Linked DNA regions of Homo sapiens: regions 1 and 3 are each linked to region 2. Evidence: chromatin contacts called from ENCODE Hi-C data. All regions are on one chromosome and are shown on one strand. Each heading gives the region's core, a stretch centred on a gene start or an enhancer-like site at or near the end of the contact. The rest is flanking DNA. Distances are from core to core; before and after follow the strand shown. Region 1 holds the start of GTF3A (general transcription factor IIIA). Region 2 holds the start of CDK8 (cyclin dependent kinase 8). Region 3 holds the start of CPAP (centrosome assembly and centriole elongation protein).

Region 1 (2,700 bases), core at 1-2,500, 1.2 Mb after region 2:
GAACTGGCGCAAGAGAAACCATTTTAGAATTCCGGAGTTGTGGGAGGGATGAGTGTAGAATTCTCCCATCCATGGACAGGGGCTAGAGTGGCAAATGAAGAAAGCAACAGGTGGACCCAAGGCATAGACACTCTCACAGCCCCGTTATCTTGAGACGGAGGATGACACAGGCGTTATCAACTTTCCCACTTTCAAGATGAGCAGACTGAGGCAAAGGAGTGTTTATGAACTGGAATACTCAGTTCATAAGCACTGATGTTAAGCCCTGGCTTGTTTCCAGAACTGCACTGCTGTGCAGGGACCTGTTCATCACATTCCGACAAGGGCTTAATGATTCGGAATAATGCAGGATGTGAAAAATATGGATCTGGCGAACATCCCCCAAGTCATCCTGCCAGTTATCTGTATCCAAGGACATTTTTTAGGCATGTGGTCCTCATAAACTAAGATACTCATATTCATTCAGGCCTCTCAAAAGTGCTTCTCAGGTTTTGATATGCACTGAATCACCTGGAGATTTGTTTCAAGTAGGTCATCAAGGCTCTAGGGCAGTGTTCCCAAACTTTTCCTTTTTTTTTTTTTTTTTTTCCAACCACCTGGTCAGTTTGCCGGGGTGGGGAAGGGTAGGATGGGGAGACATCTGTATTTATTCTTTTAGAGCTCGGGGTCTCACTCTGGGCTCAAGCGATTCGCCCGCGTACCTGGGACTACAGGTGCGCACTACTGTGCCAGGATAGTGGTTCCCAAACTTTTCTGCGCATTGAAATCACCTAGGAAGTTTCCAAAAATACTGATGCCTGTTTCCTACCCCCAGAAATTGTGATTTAAGTGGTCCAAGTATCCTCTAGGCTTCGGGATTTTGTAAAGCTCTCCACGTGAATCTGAGCTTAGGAACCTCTGAACTGGGGCTTGCAGCAGAAGCACGTAAAGCACGCAAAGAAACGAAACCACACAGGTCACACTAGTAATGTGGCAACAGGCTAACTTAAATTATGTAAGGCTAGTGCTTTCCAGAGTGTACTGGAGGACGGGAAACAAGCCCCATTTAAGCAGTGCCTCGGGATTTGAGTTGCCTGTGAAACGCAGCAGCCTTCTGCCGAGGACGCAGAAACCCCCGCCTCTCATCCAGGGCTGACAGGGCACGGGCCGCGAGCCGCGGCGGGGCCTCCTGGCGCATGCGCGATCTCCCGGAGCATGCGCAGCAGCGGCGCCGACGCGGGGCGGTGCCTGGTGACCGCGCGCGCTCCCGGAAGTGTGCCGGCGTCGCGCGAAGGTTCAGCAGGGAGCCGTGGGCCGGGCGCGCCGGTTCCCGGCACGTGTCTCGGCACGTGGCAGCGCGCCTGGCCCTGGGCTTGGAGGCGCCGGCGCCCTGGATCCGCCGGCCGTGGTCGCCGAGTCGGTGTCGTCCTTGACCATCGCCGACGCGTTCATTGCAGCCGGCGAGAGCTCAGCTCCGACCCCGCCGCGCCCCGCGCTTCCCAGGAGGTTCATCTGCTCCTTCCCTGACTGCAGCGCCAATTACAGCAAAGCCTGGAAGCTTGACGCGCACCTGTGCAAGCACACGGGGGAGGTGAGGGGGGCGAGGCTGCCAACCCTGGGCCTAGGGATGGCGCGTGGCCCCGGGGTAGCCACTGCAGTCGTGGCCAGGGCCGCAGGCCCCGCTGTGCAGCGCGTTCAGCTTTGACATCCAGGACTTGGGGAAGGAGCTGAGGAAGTAGACAGGAAGTTGTAGGACCTTCGTTCTGCGACCTTGATATCCATGGCAGGGGCTCGGGATTTACTAAGCAGTCATTGATCGTGAGTCTCGGCCAGCCAAGTGCCTCCCGTAATCTGCAAATAAGTGTGAGGTTTGAGGGGGCCCACCGCTACTAGACACCTGCCAAACACTGGCCCCTGGAGCTGGTACAGAAGATGGGTTACATGTACCAGGGGTCGTGAAAGCAGCATGTGCTCATTTCTTCGTAACTCCACACTGGAGAGAGCAGTGAGCAAAACAGGCAAACCCAAGGTTTCTGCTGCCATGGACCTTTGTTCCTGGGTCGAGCCGACCACAGGATAGGTGGGAATGACATGCAGTGTTGTGGTCAGGAAAGGCCTCTCTGTGTGAGCCGTGTAAGAAGGAAGGATCTAGCCATGCAGACATTTGTGCTAGGTAGAGAGAACACAAAGGGAGCCTGTGACCCTTGGGGTGGGAGGCAGGTGGGTGTGTTTGGGTGCGGAGATCACCATATGAGGTCTGAGAAGTAGGCCCATTAGGAGTTTGGATTTTATTTTGAGGGCAGGAGAATGTCAGATACCATGATATGACGTGGCAGCCCATGTCACACACAAGTGAGGAAAACGAGGGTCATGGAGGTCAAGGAATCTGCCCAGCTTCCCAGTTTTTGGCAGAGCTAGGCTTCACACTGCCTCAGCTTAAAGCCCTTAATTTCTTAAACCACTGGGCTGCAGTCCATACCTTTGCCCCTTGCACCTCCTCTAATTTATGGGCCACCTTCTCCAGGTGTCCTCCGGGGCCTCATTCCTTAACCTCTCCAGCACTGGAAGGCCGACCGCTTCTTCCTTGAGACCTTCTCTGGTTCTTTTCCTCTTCCTCGTCTGCCCTTTTCGTTGGATCCTCTTCTGCCCTCTGCATGTTCCACCCCGCCCAGCTCCCTCTTGCGGTCTTACATAGCCACCGGCATGACTCATAACATCCTT
Region 2 (2,807 bases), core at 70-2,569:
CACAGTGGTGAAGTCACTAATTTTCTCCAAGGAAAATTATATAAGAGAAAGCCCTTTGGAGGCTTTTTCACAAGATGATATCATCATCATCATCATTGGTATATGGATCTTTTTGAGATAAACATGTTTATTCATTCATTAATTTAACAAGTGTTTACTGTGCATCATTATCAAGGCATGACACTAGGTTTTACAGAAGATGCAAATATGACTTCCTATAACAACTTAGGATCTAGCAAGGTAGAGGAAATAAAAGATGAAAGGAATTTGATAAATATCACAGGAAAGGTGGGAAAAAAAGTGTTAAAAAGTTCACATTAAAACTGCAAAGTTCATATTCCCTTTGGGAAGTGGGGAGCTTTAGTGGAAATGGTAACAATTGGAAAACCAAAAATTAAAAATAGACAAGGGGGGTAAGATAAAATGATAGATTAGTATCAAGATACCAGGACTCCTGAAGCAGGACATATTGCTACCTTAAGATTATTAACAAACTAGTTCCCATGGATTTAGATCCTTTCTGTAATCATAGCTAGAAACTGGTGTTCTTATAGGTAGTATCGCAGAAGGCTGTACTGTACTCAATACTTCCTGTATATGGATAGGAAAGGTTTGGATGGTCATCTGTCACAAGAGTAACAATGTTTAGGAGTAGCTTGGACACTGGTCATTGATTCACTTTTATTGGTGCTTGTAATGTCAGTATGTTGACATCATTGTGCAGCCCTTATCAGATTGTGAACACCAAGAGTACCCCAACTGCTGGCCCGCGAGCTGTTTACAAATATCATACCGGCTTTTATCGATGATAGTGGCCTTTAAAATCTGGAGTTCAGAGTGGCACAAAATGTGTTTCTAATGCAAACGACTCTCCTTCCCACGTGCACCTCTTTGATCAAGTTTGTGGCTGAAATCAGACTCTAGTTAGATCGCTGTAAAAATAAAAATAAATTTTCCCCAAATGATTGAAACGAATTTCACCCTAGACTACGAGTCCCATCATGCAACGCTCCCATATTCCCACCGTGTGGGGCGGAGTCGTAGAAGGGGCGGCAGCGGCGGCGGCCTGTGCATTCTGGGTATTGTAGTCTGGGGCCCGGCCACCGCTGGGGCTGGTTCCACGTGGTGCATTTGGCGGCAGCTTTGGGCAGTGGCTCCCCTGCTCCCTCCACACGGTCCTCAGGGTGCCAGCGCCAGCAGGGGCGGCCAGCCACCGCGGGAGCGGGCTAGAGTGTGGCCCGGAGGCAGCCCGAGGCTTCGCGACGTTTTTGCGACAGCCGCGGCCGTGTTCCGCGAGTGCCCTCCCTCCTCCTCTCTTTGAGGAGGTACCGGCTGTTGTGCGGCTCTGCCCTTCTGTTTGAGTGTATGGGAGAGTGAGTGAGTGAGTGAGTGTGAGCGTGTGTGTGAGAGCGTGAGGCGTGAGTGCGCGTGTGAGAGGACGAGAGCCCGCCTGGCCGCCCCGCCGCTCCCGCCGCAGCAGGAGCAGAACGCGCGGCCGGAGAGAGCGGCGGAGCCGGCGCCCAGGGAGCCCGCGGGGACAAGGGCAGAGACACCGCTCCCCACCCCCAGCCCTCGTCCCTCGGCTCTCCTTCGCCGGGGGATCCTCCCCGTTCCTCCACCCCCGGCCGGCCTCTGCCCCGCCGTCCCCCTGGATGTCCCTGGCGCTTTCGCGGGGCCTCCTCCTGCTCTTGCCGCATCAGTCGGGCTGGTGCTGCGGCCGGCGGGCGTAGAGCGGGCGGGTTCCCGGGGGCTGCGGCTGCCCGTGCTTCCCCGGTCCCCACCCCTGCCCCCCGGCCCCCCGACCCAGCTCTCCGGCCTCAGAGGCTGTGACAATGGACTATGACTTTAAAGTGAAGCTGAGCAGCGAGCGGGAGCGGGTCGAGGACCTGTTTGAATACGAGGGCTGCAAAGTTGGCCGAGGCACTTATGGTCACGTCTACAAAGCCAAGAGGAAAGATGGGTGAGTGTGTGTGTCTGGGCCGGTGTCCGCGCTGGGCGGCGCTCCCGCAGGCCGAGGCAGGTAGCCCGGAGGGAGAGCGGGCCGCCGGGGTGCCGGGCTCTGACTTCCTCGACGCCGGCCTCTGGCTCCGCCAGCCAGGTTTGGGGAGGAAGTGGTGTACGAGGGATCCAAACCCACGAGAAATCCTGCGTGCCGCGTCTGTGTTCTGCTCTGGTGGTAAGAGGCAAGATGAGCCTCTGCACCGTGGGCTGTATACTTTTCAAGGATTTCAAAGCTGATTCATGAAAAAATTCGTTCTAAAACGCCGGGTTAAATGTTTTTTGTTTTTTTTTTTCCTTGGTCGATTTATTATGGTAACCTTCTGGGGATTTCCTCACCCGCCTCTGGAGTGTCATCCATCGGTCTAGAAGGAAGGCTGTGATCCTTTCCCCCACCAGTTTGTGATCGATTTTTTATCAAATTTGTATTTTATTTGAGGAAAGGAAGGCAGCGAGTGAATGTGGTTCTGGAGAGAGTTCCCCATAGTGATCATCTGCAACATAAATGTTGCAATTGCTATTTAGATATTATTAGCTGTGAATTTTTACATAGAACAATGGGGGTTTGGTGCAGGGTGGGTGGTGGGGAAGAAGGCAAGTGACATAGGGACTATCTCGTTCAGGCGGTTTCCCCCAAATTTAGCGGCTGGCAGTGAACTTTAAATAATCCCTTTGCTTTAAATATTCTTCCCTAGTAACAACTTAATTAAACCTATGACTGGTAATGCTTCCAATTTAGTTTCTTAACAGGCAAGTGAATTGTTCATTTTTTCTCTTTGTCAGTAGATGAATGTCTTGTAATATTGACA
Region 3 (2,700 bases), core at 22-2,521, 1.3 Mb before region 2:
GTTTTTCAGTAGGAAACCAATCTAAAAAAGTAATGACTTTTTTTTTTTCAAAATCAACCACGTAACTTTGCTTAATTTCAATGACCTTAGCAGAAAATCTTTCGAAATCCAAATTCAGAAGGGAGACAAACTACAAGGTCATTTCATAATATGGAAAACTAGAAAAATTCCCTACTAGACTGACAAGTGCAAGCAGTCTTGGGATGCAGCAGCCAGACTTTTGCATCTCCTCCTCCAACTCCCCACCAAACACACCTTCTATACCTTCAATTTCATGACCGCGATTCTAAAAATATATTTAATGTCAGCATGAAGTATAAAAAAAGCGTCACCAGAACCTGCTACTTATTATTGATACTGAGGTCTTGGTAAAGGGAGCATTGATAATATATATGCCGAGATAGGATTAGTATGTGGACTCAGACTTTACAGATATCAAAATCTGAAGGACACGGGTGCACGTGTATGTCAAACTCATCAAATGGAATGCATTTAAACATGTGCCATTTTTATTGTATAGCAATTATACCTCAATAAAACTTTTAAAAAATGTAACAAACTGACAGCCTTGAAATCTCCAGAAAGTGCTATGTAAACATTCTTTAAAGCAGTATTGAAAAAAAGATAAATTCTCTGCACGGTGAGGGAGGAGAGTGGATACAAACAGCAAATTCAAAGCCACTCTTAGACCGTGAGAAGTAACTAGTTGGTCTGGGAAGTGATTTAGCAGTCCCCTAAAATACAACACGTTCTTGAAAGCCATGAATCCACACGAAGCTTCAAGAGAGAAGCCCTTGACAAAGCTGGGGCAAGACCGGCCCTTAGGACAGCCAGCAACGCTACTTCACCACCCTGCTCCAGCGGACTGCGGCTGCCGCGCTGCCCACAGGAACTCAAGTTCCGCCACAGCCAGGTCAGAGAGACAGACACCCCAGAGAGGCCGGCTTCCCCAGCTCTGCGAAGAACAAAGCAGCGCGAATGAACGAAGCCACTGAACTGCCGTGGGCCTCAGCGCGCCCGTGGGCCTGAGCGCGTCCCGGCGCCCCGCTCCCTCCTCGCCCCGCCGAGCCAACCCCGAGGTCCGAGCAGAGTCCTGCCCGCCCACCGCCGTCCATCTCCGGCGCAGGGCGGCGGACAAAGAGCTCCTCCGCTCTTTTCGCCCACAAATTACCGCTCCGTGAAGCCTGGGCAGCTCAGCAGCACGAACCGACACCTCAATCTCCGCAGCATTTACAAATGGGCCGCCACAATCGCCGCCTCTGTCGGAGCCCCGCCCCCGTCCCGAGGTCCTGTGGGAAGTGAGGATCTCACCCGCGCGTCTGCGCTAAAGCGCAGGCACCGCTGAGCCCAGTGAAACTACAACTCCCAGTGACGCCACAGCGACGGGCGTTGCCCGGCGGGGGATGGACTGCGCGCCGCCTTCCGACCAGCAGCGGGCCAGTGGTCGACGTAGGCGGGCGGCGTGGCGGGGCGGAAAACCGTTTCCGGGAGAGACCTTCCGTGGTGGACGTCGCCCCAGGCTCCCACACTTAGAAAACTAAAGGGAACGCCTAACGGAGCGATGGATCTCCGTGTTCCCAGCAAAGCAGGGAGCACGGAGAGTCAAAGCTAACATAGAGCCCAACCGACGCTTAAAGGAGGTGTTTTGGGTTTTGTTTTTTTTTTTTCTATTTGCGTACGGTCTATTTTGTCGTTTTTTTGGTTTGGTTTGGTTTTTTTCTTTGTTTTCCGCTTTGGCTGAGGTGACTTAGTAAAGGAGAAAAAGGGCAGTCCGCTACACCATTTCGTAAGACGAAAATAACCCTATGAGAATTCACTCCAAAAATAGGCATCTTTCATCTCTCCTCAAATGGCTAATCGGTGGTTTGGCAGAGTGTGTCCATTAGATTCTGAAACTAGTTTGAATACTGACAGTGCAGAATTCAAGAAATTTTTTTGTTTTGTTTCGTTTTAACTGCCACGGCCCTTTAATCTAGGAAGTTACAGCACCGTGAGTTACCACAGTACTACATACCTGGCTTCCATGTCTGATTAAACAGCAGGCCAAGTAAAATGTTTAAAGAAATCAAATGAAGTGCCATTTATAACCGTTATAACTGAAACAAACGACTGCTAAAGACAAAACTATTTCACAGAAATTTGGTCCTCCAAAATTTGTTTTGCTTTCTACTTCAAAAAGAGTCTACTTCTCTAAATCAAGATTTCGGTTTTGCTTCTTTTTTCAATTTTTCTTTTCTTTTTTTAATTTTTATTTTTTGAGATGGAGTCTCGCTCTGTTGCCCAGGCTGGAGTACAATGGCGCGATCTCCGCTCACTGCAAGCTCTGCCTGCCGGGTTCACGCCATTCTCCTGCCTCAGCCTCCCGAGTAGCTGGGATTACAGGCGCCCGCCACCACGCCTGGCTAATTTTTTTATTTTTATTTTTAGTAGAGAAGGGGTTTCACCGTGTTAGCCAGGATGGTCTTGATCTTCTGACCTCGTGATCCGCCCGCCTCGGCCTCCCAAAGTGCTGGAATTACAGGCGTGAGCCACCGCGCCCGGCCCAATTTTTCTTTTTAATTTTCACTGTGGGTGAGGAAGCTAAAGCCCGAGACTTCCGAGATCACACAGCTACTTAAGATGCCAGACAAGGACCCAAACAATCTTCCTTTTCATTTATGATAGCCCTTTGGCTTGAAAGCATGCCCAAAAGTCTCATCA

Evidence for each region. A loop is a pair of places that touch in the nucleus more often than their neighbours do. Pooled maps may share reads with other maps.
Region 1: a map of CD8-positive, alpha-beta T cell shows a loop between it and region 2 (7-fold over the local background). The contact joins the promoter of GTF3A here to the promoter of CDK8 in region 2. A Hi-C loop is called at or near these places in 3 of 168 maps with a recorded cell type or tissue (B cell, CD4-positive, alpha-beta memory T cell and CD8-positive, alpha-beta T cell) and 8 of 50 pooled maps.
Region 3: a map of CD8-positive, alpha-beta T cell shows a loop between it and region 2 (10-fold over the local background). The contact joins the promoter of CPAP here to the promoter of CDK8 in region 2. A Hi-C loop is called at or near these places in 3 of 168 maps with a recorded cell type or tissue (CD4-positive, alpha-beta T cell, CD8-positive, alpha-beta T cell and naive thymus-derived CD4-positive, alpha-beta T cell) and 14 of 50 pooled maps.

What each region holds. Positions count from the first base shown.
Region 1 is chr13:27,423,369-27,426,068 of GRCh38, forward strand. GTF3A (general transcription factor IIIA) reads left to right here and starts at 1,251. Exons shown (of 9, transcript NM_002097.3): 1 at 1,251-1,570. The coding sequence starts at 1,370. RefSeq lists silencers at 1,076-1,345, 1,356-1,415, 1,516-1,595 and an enhancer at 1,686-1,755.
Region 2 is chr13:26,252,810-26,255,616 of GRCh38, forward strand. CDK8 (cyclin dependent kinase 8) reads left to right here and starts at 1,320. Exons shown (of 13, transcript NM_001260.3): 1 at 1,320-1,960. The coding sequence starts at 1,833. RefSeq lists a silencer at 1,325-1,924.
Region 3 is chr13:24,921,590-24,924,289 of GRCh38, forward strand. CPAP (centrosome assembly and centriole elongation protein) reads right to left here and starts at 1,272. Exons shown (of 17, transcript NM_018451.5): 1 at 1,172-1,272. RefSeq lists enhancers at 416-1,317, 1,318-2,219.